Regions from separate parts of the Homo sapiens genome. Here region 2 is linked to region 1. A link is an interaction called in ENCODE POLR2A ChIA-PET data of the cell type or tissue named here. Cell type or tissue: Panc1. All regions are shown on one strand. Each heading gives the region's core, and the rest is flanking DNA. Links, peaks and the distances in the headings are about the cores only. Region 1 holds the start of LOC105377451 (a long non-coding RNA gene). Region 2 overlaps MAML3 (mastermind like transcriptional coactivator 3).

Region 1 (5,386 bases), core at 305-5,304:
ATAAACAATCTGGTATATGCCCTTTCAGACACTTTATAAAAATGTATAAGCATAGCCAGGTGTGGTGGCTCACGCCTGTAATCCCAGCACTTTGGGAGGCTGAGGCAGGCTGATCACAAGGTCAGGAGTTCGAGACCAGCCTGGGCAACATGGTGAAACGCTGTCTCTACTAAAAATACAAAAATTAGCTGGGCATGGTGGTGTGCACCTGTAGTCCCAGCTACTTGGGAGGCTGAGGCAGAAGAATCGCTTGAACCCAGGAGGCAGAGATTGCAGTGAGCTGAGATTGTGCCACTGCACTCCAGCCTGGGTGACACAGCGAGACTCTGTCTCAAAAAAATATCTATACATATATATACGTATATACATACATATATATGCATAGATTAAATGTGTCCTCTTAGTAGCTGGGACTACAGGCGTGCACCACTACACCTGGCTAATTTTTTAATTTTTTTATATAGATGGGGTTTCACCATGTTGCCCAGGCTGGCCTTGAAATTCTGAGCCCAAGCCATCCACCCACCTCAGCCTCCCAAAGTGCTAGGATTACAGGCATGAGCCACTGCACCCAGCCACAGTTTTTTTGTTGTTTGTTTGTTTGTTTTTTAGACAGAGTCTCGTTCTATAGCCCAGGCTGGAGTGCAGTGGCGTGATCTCAGCTCACTGCAACCTCTGCCTCCCGGGTTCAAGCAATTCTCTGCCTCAGCCTCCCAAGTAGCTGGGATTATAGGTGCCCACCACCACGCCCGGCTAATTTTTGTATATTTTTAGTAGAGACGGGGTTTCACCATCTTGGCCAGGCTGGTCTTGAACTCCTGACCTCGTGATTCACCCACTTTGGCCTCCCAAAGTGTTGGGATTACAGGTGTAAGCCACCGTTTTTTTATAGTGTCATTCAAGATGAACTTGTAGGCCAGGAGTGGTAGCTCACGCCTATAATACTAGCACTTTGGGAGGACGAGATGGGTGGATAACTTGAACCCAGGAGTTTGAGGCCAGCCTGGGCAACATGGCGAAATCCTGTCTCTACTTAAAAGAAAAAAAAAATGAACTCGTAGGCAGTGTTCTTAAAATTAATAATAAAATTGTAAACATTCGTAATCTAGAAATTATTTAATGTGTAGAAGCAAGCATCATATGCTTTTGAGAACAGTAGATAATGTACTTGCATGGAACAACATCTAGTAAAAATAAGCCAAAATGTTAATAGTAATTATCACAGGATGATGTGATCTCAAGTGATTTAATTTTTTCTTTTTGCTCATTAAAAAATGTTTCTTATGATGACTATTATTGACTTATATAGTTATAAAAAGAGGTTGTTAAAAAAAAAAAAACCTTACCAGCTGGAGGCACATTACTTTTCTAGACTTTATTTTCTGTATATGTAATATGGAAATTCTAGAAATTACTCTATAGAGAGGTTGTGTGGATTAATGGATAATGCAGATAAAGGGCTTTAAGGAGCTCCAGGCACACGGTTGAGTGTACACTACATAGTGGCCACCAGCATCCCTGCTGTCATCTAATTCATTTGTGCTTCTGCCTCTACTCTTGCCTGTTCTTCATGGGTAGGAGAGTGGCCTTTCAAGTCAGATCACATAAGGCTTTGCCCTGCTTAAAGCCTTCCAGTGTAGCCAGGAGTGGTGGCTCATGCCTGTAATCCTAGCACTTTGGGAGGCCGAGACTGCTTTGTTCTATCCTACCTCAGGGCCTTTGCATTTTGTTCTGTCCTACCTCGGGACCTTTGCATTCACAGTTCCTCCTTACCTGGGATTCCCCTCCCCTTATCTTCTCTTAGCTGGTTTTTGGTCTCAGCATAAAAGTCACTTCCTCAAAGATGTCTTCCCTGGCCACCCAACCAAGGGTAGCTACCCAGCCACACTTCTATTGAATACTTCTCTGGTTTAATACTTCCCTTTGTTAATTTTCATCATAGCATTTGTCACCACCTTACACATTCTTGTTTATTCTGTTACCTAGTCTGCGTTTCTCCACAGGCCTTGTTTGTCATGTCAGAGCTGTCACGGCATATGCAGAAGGGTGTCTAGCACATTGCAAATGCTCCAGACATGGGTGTTAAATCCTTTCATTAATTAATTAGATTATCTTTGTCAAGTGACTGAACGGTTTAATCACCTCCTTCTCAGAGGTCTGGTGTTTTCCTAAGGAGGCAGAGGGCAATTATGTCACTTTATTTCTACATCCCCCACCCTCCACCACTACCCCCAATTAGAAAGAGGATGATTTAAAAAAACAAAAAACGATGGGTGCGGTGGCTCATGCCTGTAATCCCAGCACTTTGGGAGGCTGAGGCAGGTGGATTACCTGAAGTCAGGAGTTCGAGACCACCCTGGCCAACGTGGTGAACCCTTGTCTCTACTAAAAATACAAAAATTAGCTGGGCGTGATGGCAGGCACCTGTAATCCCAGCTACTCAGGACACTGAGGCAGGAGAATCGCTTGAACCCGGGAGGAGGAGGTTGCAGTGAACCGAGATGGTGCCACTACACTCCAACCTGGGCAACAGAGCGAGACTCCGTCTCAAAACAAAACAAAACAAAACAAAACAAACAAACAAAAAAACACATCTGTTTCTCATGTTCTTTAAGATGTGGCTAGATTCCTACCTTTCCATCCCAGATTGTTTTTTTGTTTTGTTTTGTTTTGTGTGTTTTTTTTTTAAAGCTGCCGAGATTTGAAAAGAGAACCTTTGCAGACTTTAATTCTGATACATGAGGCAGGACAGGCAGTCCCCACTCTACAAAGAGGTTGTGTTCCGAAAGTTTCATTGTGTATGTTGTTTGTTTCCAACACAGAATGCATTTTTCATTGGAAACAATGTTCCCAGACTAGCCCACAAAAGCCTATTTAACCCACTATGCTAAGTAGAAAACAAAATGCGTTTAAATTCTAGGAAACACAACAGGGAAAATGAATAAGAAATACAATTTAAATGTTTATGTTGAATATTAGTGCTTGGGGAAAAGCAGCTTCCAACAAAGAAGAAAGAAGCAGCAAGGGTCAGGGGTGTGGAAGATTCAGAGAGCGGAGTGGAAGCCCAGCTGTCATGGCCAGGCCACAGTCCTGCATCTGACAGGGCTGTGGACGAAAGCCGAGTCTGTCCTGGAGCAGCTGGGCCTGGGCAGGTCTGAGCCCGTGTGAGGAACATTCCTGCAGATGCACAGCATGCAGAGGGCAGGCGGGGCTGACGCACACACTTCTCCCCAGTGAATTCTGGAGGCTGGAGTCAACCTATAGAAAGTCTTCCATGAGGCCGAAATTGGAGTGTGTGATGGGGGTGGCTCCTGGGTCTCATGGAGTTCCTCAGAGAGCTTCTGCCTGAGTTATGTGAGTATAAGCATGATACTACATCTTAAAAAAATAATGGGCTCAGTTTTAGTTTCGTTGGTGTTTACCACATGGTAATTTCAGGCATTTCCCCCCTATATCTGATATTTGTGCTGCTACTTTGAGGCAAAAGCTTTTTATCTCCTAAAAGGCCCCCAAAGCAGGGGCCATCTCCTTATAGAGGAGGTCTTCTAAAATTTCTCACGTTTTTCCAGAATTTGAAATTTCTCCTATTTTGAATAAGGAAGTGTTCTATTTGGGAAAGACCCATTATCCTGAAATCAAGCCTAATTTTGGAAGCTTGTAGAAAGAGTACCCCAGAAGAACTGGTAAAGAAGGAAGCAAAGAAATTGAAGACACAGTTAGGAATTATTCCTGCAAGGAGTACTTCATAATTATTAAGTGTTTTATGTCAAGTAAATGAACTCCTAAATATCACTTAAAAGCAATAGCAGTAAATAGTTATATTTTAGATGATGAATCTAAATTTAGAGGACAAATTACAAAATGGGGTAACATTTCCAACAAGAGTGTTTTATATGGAATGTTAAGTGCTTAGGCAGGAAAAAGAGTATGATCTTGAAAATTATATGGGATGATTCTGAAAGGGGGTCTAGTGATGAAGACATTAGTGTCAAAGATGTATGTGAAGAGTTTGAATAAAATTGTTTCAGGAAATGTGGGATTGAAGATAGCTATATTTCTATGCATGTAGCAAAATTACATTTGTACCTGATAAGTTAATACAAATGTTTAAAAGCCTGTATTTCTTTTCTTTCTTTTTTTTTTTTTTTGATACGGTGCTTCACTGTCACCTAGGCTGGAGTGCAGTGGCACCAGCTCAGCTCACTGCAACCTCCACCTCCTGGGTTCAAGTGATTCTCCTGCCTCAGCCTCCCGAGTAGCTGATATTACAGGCACATGTCACCACTTCCGGCTAATTTTTGTATTTTTAGTAGAGATGGGGTTTTGCCATGTTGGCCAGGCTGGTCTGGAACTACTGACCTCGGGTGATCCACCCGCCTCGGTCTCCCAAAGTGCTGGGATTACAGGCATGAGCCACCACGCCCGGCCTAAAAAGCTATATTTCTTAAGGTATTGTTTTATGTAATGTGTGATTTAAACATATGTGCAACCACAGAAGGATAAAGATCACGTGCTCTCACTCTTATGTGGGAGCTAAAAACGTTGAGCTCACAGAAGCAGAGAGTAGAATAGTGGTAACTAGAGGTTGGGAAGGGTAGAGGGAGAGGGAAAATAGGGAGAGGTTGATTAACATACAAAATTACAACTAGAGGCTGGGTGCGGTGGCTCACACCTGTAATCCCAGCACTTTGGAAGGCCAAGGTGGGTGGATCACTTAAGGTCAGGAGTTCAAGACTAGCCTGGCCAACATGGCGAAACCCCATCTCTACTAAAAATACAAAAATTAGCCAAGTGTGGTGGCACACACTTGTAATACCAGCTACTTGGGAGGCTAAGGCAGGAGGATCACCCCAACCCGGGAGGCAGAGGTTGCTGTGAGCTGAGATCACGCCACTGCACTCCAGCCTGAGTCACAGAGTGAGACCCTGTCTCAAAAAAAAAAAAAAAAATTACAGCTAGAGAGGAGGAATAAGTTCCAGTTTTTTATAGCACTGTAGGATTATAGTTAACAGTAATTTACTATGTATTTTCACATAACTATCAGAGAGATTTTGAATGTCACCAACACAAATAAATGATAAATGTTTGAGGTTATGGTATGCTAATTACCCTGAGTTGATTATTACACATGGTGTATGTGTATCAAAATATCATTCTGTCCCCCATAAATATATACAATTATGTGTCAATTAAAAAGTAATATATATGTGCAACCAAATTAATCTCTGAAATATCATAGACATTTGAATCTTGTCTACATCCTAATAGTTTATATATCCAATTAGGCTAATTTGGAGGAAGGGGAATCTCATTGGAAAAATAAGAATTGTATTACATATGTCCTCTCTTTGCATTAAGGCATATGTGGAATACATCAGTACAAGTT
Region 2 (5,386 bases), core at 237-5,236, 540 kb after region 1:
AGTGAAGAGAATGAAGGCCACAGTAGGAAGTAAAGGAAAGAAGGGAAGCTGAAGCTATAGGAAGACAAATGTAAAATCCAGAAAAACTGACACTTAGCAAGGCAGAAAGTGCAGCTCACACCCAAACCTATTCTGTGGCCAAAGACTCCCCTCACCGTCCCCATAATTTGGGCTTTGTTGTAACTGCAAGAAACTCCCCGACGCCACTCTCAATGGTGAGGAAGGACCACTGCTTGCTCTGCTACTAGAAGTCATTGGCAGGGCACAACTCAATCACATGCTTTTTGCAAAATTACAAGATAATATACAATTTAATTTTTTCATCAGATTTTTGCAACCAAAAAATTTCAAAGACCTTGGAGTGCTATATAGCTAATAAATGCAATTAATAAAGATTTTGTGATCAGCTAAAACAGGTTAAATCCCAAAAAGCAAGACATGGTTTTTCTCCCTCTTTCAGATAATGCAGGGAAGCATCACATATTTATAAAGCACAAGCTTTCAACTATATTGGATTTTCCTTTTAAAAAGAACAATAATTTAAAGTGGCTTCTAGCAGAGAAATGTTAGGTACATTTAAATGGGTATTTGTGTTCTGAAAATCCTAATTGGAACTCTTCTATTGTTGTTGTTTATGTGTGTGTTTGTTGTGCTTCTGAGAAAGGGCTGAGGTTCTTTTGTGCATTAGAAAGCCTTTCATCTAAAATTCCAGTTTCATACAAAATTAAACCGGCATATTGGAGATACAACTTTACAGAAAGCATGAAGACAAACTGAAGTATTGTTTTTAAAAGACAGGAAAAATCAAAATGGTTTTTCTATGTGAATCATTCTACAACAAATATGAGACACAGCAGGATGGATGTATCTTGGACCAAGATGACATCCGTGTTGCCCATGACCTGCTGCTTATTACGTCAGCTTCCTGGGCACTGCAAGCTGGTGAAGCCTTACCAGCTAAGCCTAAGACACTGCTAATGAGGTAAAAATGCTGCATCACCTTCAGTTGTGTTGGCTACTAGCATATTAAGATCAAAACTGCATTCTTAGCTTCACCAAAGCAGAGACCAAATTTTGGTTTACAAACCACCCCATCCTATTGTTCAGGAAATGACTCAAACAAGGGTATTTCTCCACTATTCTCTCAGTAAAGATACAGTACGTGCACTGTTGTACACATCATATCACTCACTTCTGTTTTTAATAGAGATGATCATCTGGTATTAAAAATAAATAATAAGAACAAATGTAGTGGCTCATGCCTGTAATCCAGCACTTTGGGAGGCCAAGGTGGGAGGATCACTTGAGCCCAGGAGTTCAAGAACAGCCTGGGCAACAAATAGAAACCCTATGTCTACAAAAAATTTAAAAAATTAGCCAGGCATGGTGGCACATACCTATGGTCCCAATATGCAGGAGGCTGAGGCAGGAGGATTGCCTTAGCTCAGGAGGTCAAGGCTGCAGTGAGCCCTGTCTCAAAAAAAAAACCAAACCTATTTTATATATATATATAATATATATATATTATATATTATATAATATATAATATAATATATAATATACACGAATGTGTATATACATATATAAATGTATGTGTGTGTATATATATAATTTTTTTTTTTTTTTTGAGAGAAGGTCTTGCTCTGTGGCTCAGGCTGGAGTATACTGGCCCAATCTCAGTTCATTGCAACCTCCACCTCCTGGGCTCAACCTCCACTTCCTGGGCTCAAGTGATCCTCTTACCTCAGCCTCACGAGAAGCTGGTATTACAGGCACGCAACATCATGCCCAGTTAATTTTTGTGTTTTTTGTGGAGATGAGGTTTCGCCATGTTGCCCAGGCTGGTCTCAAACTCCTGAGCTCAAGCGATCACCCGCCTCGGCCTTCCAAAGTGCTGGGATTACAGACATGAGTCACTGCATCTGGCCATAATATATACATTTTTTAAGTACCTTAAATAAAAGAATAAAGGCATCATTATAAAACTTTAATTTTTTTTAAACCAAACCAAAGGGATTTAAAGTTACATATTTTTAATGTGTATTTTAATAGACTGTTAGTGGCACTGTCCTTCATCTGAGATATTAATTCAAGGCCTTTTCAGCTTTTCTCCCTAAACTTTCTGAGTGGGCACAGAGGATCCAGAGTGTTTATGTAAGCAGTAAAAGAAAGTCCTGGTATTTCCACCAGAATCCCCTGCTTAACAGAAATATGTCCCAGCATCCTTATCCTGAAACTCCCTGACTTAGCTGCCACAAAAAGACCCTCCATGTTCCTCAAAGCCACCACCCCCATCATGTAACTCAGGCCTGAGAAAATTGTGTCCTATCAAAGAGAAGATGTTGTGCAAAATAAAGTCCTTTTGTGCTAGTGCACATTCTTGGATAAAACATCTTATTTGTAACTGGAGAAAAGACATTTTTAAATGGTGATCAAAACAATCATGATACCAGATTTACCCAGCGGTGAATCCAGAGGTTTCATGAGCAACTCGACTATCCTGGTCTTAGCCAGACACTTCATTTTAAGTTCTCATCAAGTCTCCTGCTCCTGTGCTACTTTTTTAGAGCTAAACTAAGCCCAGGTAAGTATCAAGGATTCCCACAGACCTTCTTAGTACCTTATGGAATAAATAGTAGGAATTAAACATGAAAAAACCCAAAGGGTCAGCCCATCCTCTGTCTGACAAAACAGGATTATTCTCTACAGGGCATTTTCAAGTTAGATCGCACTCATTTTTCTTGTTTACAAAGCCTCGTATTGATAAAGTATAACAAACAGCTGCCTGTTTAAATAGTTTCACTGAGAAATTAATAAGTGAGCATGTAACTCTGGGAAGTTGCCTGTGGGGGACATGGAGGAAAAAAACAAAATCCTCTTCCCCAGTCTGGTCAATACACCCATCACACATCAATCAAGTGATGGAGACACTGGCCTGGCCCAGGATAAGGATGCTGGATTCCTGGGATCCTGGTGTGCAAATCACCTGATGAAATAACTAGGAGAAAACATTTCTATCCTTAAAAAAATTATAGCTGAATGCGAGGTGGCTATAGCTTTCCAAATTCAAAAGATGTGAAATGAGCCAGCCTGGTTTTTCTACCTCAATGACTCCTAATCCCACGTTTAGGACTCCTCACTAATAATTCCATCACTCTGCATTATGCTATACACTAGGGGCAGTCATCCCAAAACGAAGGAATCACTCGTCGTCTTTACTTCAGGAAATTTCTTGGTAAAACTGACTTCAAGAAAAAAAAAAAAAAAAAAAAAAAGAGCCCCTCCTGAGGCATCTAAAACAATCTGGGGAGAGGAGGCTCAAATTAATTTTCCATTTCCTGTTTTTCCAAAAATCTTTCTCTTTGATTAGACATTCCCTGCTTGGAAGCAAGGGTAGATTGACTAATCCTTCTAATTAGCCCTGGTTGTCACAGAAATACTCTTTTCCTTCTAATTGCTCTCAACTATCATAAGCCCCCATTCTGGTCAATGGATTTATAACTCTCCCAAGTAAATTTCCTTACATGATACACATGGTAAACTGCTATATGCTCCTAGTCTTAGAAGCACCAATCCAACAGAAGCATGCATTTGTGTGTGGGCATGTGTGTGCACACCCACGGAGAAGTGACCATGAAAGTCATGAAGAATCTTCCTTATGCAACTGTGACCTTAACTCTGCTTTCTTATTTAAAAAAATCAGTATTTCCAAATACCTCTAAAGTACTAGGATTTAAAATTGTATAGGAATTCATTGCAGCATGGAGACTGCTACACACCAATACTCAATTTCATCACTTTTAATGGCTTTAATGTTTACCTTTTTTCTTAATCATTGGTGTTGCAACTACCCAGACTATTTGTAAAGCACTGGCAACCAATCACAGCTTGAAAGCAATTCACTGATTTTCTTTTCTAGTCTAAAATATGAAGGCTTAGCAAAATCCTGAGATTAATTCTGGAGTAAAACCTGTTAATAAACAAGTTAGGTTTAAGAAGAGTGGTGGTGTTTGTTTGTTTTTTTGAGATGGAGTTTCGCTCTTGTCGCCCAGGCTTGAGTGCAATGGCATGATCTCGGCTCACTGCAACCTCTGCCTCCTGGGTTCAAGCGATTCTCCAGCCTCAGTCTCCTGAGTAGCTGGGATTACAGGCACCTGCTACCATGCCCAGCTACTTTTTGAATTTTTAGTAGAGACAGGGTTTCACCATGTTAGTCAGGCTGGTCTCTAACTCCTGACCTCAGGTGATCTGCCCACCTCAGCCTCCCAAAGTGCTGGGATTACAGGCATGAGCCACTGCGCCCAGCCAAAGAGTGGTATTTTTATAGAAACAAGAAAATAAAAAAGCAGATAATTTATAAACATTACTGAATGGAGGACCAATCTCCTTAATGTATATAAACTATATAAACTACACAATGAAAATATATTGGTCAGCGGTTAACACAGAGATTAAATCTGAGTCTAGTTTTCAATCAGTTACTTGGGGCTTACATCACCATTGAGTCCTTTGACTGTATAAACCTTCCTCATTTTAATGATTTAGATTATTTGTCTAGCACTGATGGGTTACCAGTCTCTTCACCTGTTCTGTCTGATATGTCCTCTTATTTAGGGTCTCACAGACTATAGATGAAAAAAATGCTTTTTTTTTTTTTTTGAGACAGACTCTCGCTCTGTCACCCAGGCTGGAATGCAGTGGCGCGATCTCGGCTCACTGCAACCTCCGCCTCTCGAGTTCAAGCGATTCTCCTGCCTCACCCTCCTGAGTAGCTGGGATTACAGGCGCCCACCACCACACATGGCTAATTTTTGTATTTTTAGTAGAGATCGGGTTTCTCCATGTTGGCCAGGCTGGTCTTGAACTCCTGACCTCAGATGACCCACCAGTCTCACCCTCCCAAAGTGCTGGGATTACCGGCATGAGCCACCATGCCCGACCAAAAAAATGCTTCTTTAGGTAGAAAAGACCCCTCAGCCAGAGTGATTAAAAAAAAAATGACGGTGGGGTGAGCAAATACATATGCTGAGAAAAGGCACCGAGAGGAACAAAAAAGAAATGGGGGAAGAAAAAAACAAAACAAAACAAAATCTACAGGGAACTACCATGCAAATTAACAACCTCTAGCCTGTAAAGACTTAAAAGGAAATAACCACAACCATCATCTTTGAATCCCCAATCACATATATGACAAAAGACATATTGGGCTTGTCCTGCAAACTCTAGAGGATCACTTTATATACCTTTCCCCATCCTCTATCCCTCCCAACCCACCATGTATGCACATGTGCAAACATACACATGTGGGCCACGGCCTCATTGTTCTATGTCTCTACTCATGCTGCCCCTCAGCCTGAAATGCCCTTTCCTCTTCATCTACCTTCAA

Evidence for each region. ChIA-PET counts read pairs that join two places held together with the same protein. Peaks named below come from ENCODE experiments on the same cell type or tissue, not always from the same donor. Only the 100,000 strongest peaks of a DNase experiment are listed, where the experiment ranks them.
Region 2: POLR2A ChIA-PET joins it to region 1 with 6 read pairs; 3 of 35 experiments call an interaction of 5 or more read pairs at or near these places.

Annotation. Positions count from the first base shown.
Region 1 is chr4:139,565,589-139,570,974 of GRCh38, forward strand. LOC105377451 (a long non-coding RNA gene) reads left to right here and starts at 3,087. Exons shown (of 3, transcript XR_939251.4): 1 at 3,087-3,354. In Panc1, for the core only: no CTCF peak of the experiment used is centred there; no DNase peak of the experiment used is centred there.
Region 2 is chr4:140,102,864-140,108,249 of GRCh38, forward strand. All of the region lies in intron 1 of MAML3 (mastermind like transcriptional coactivator 3), which reads right to left. Among named protein-coding and RNA genes, the nearest start is that of MAML3-AS1, 22 kb to the right of the region's middle. In Panc1, for the core only: no CTCF peak of the experiment used is centred there; no DNase peak of the experiment used is centred there; H3K27ac peaks cover 1,992 bases.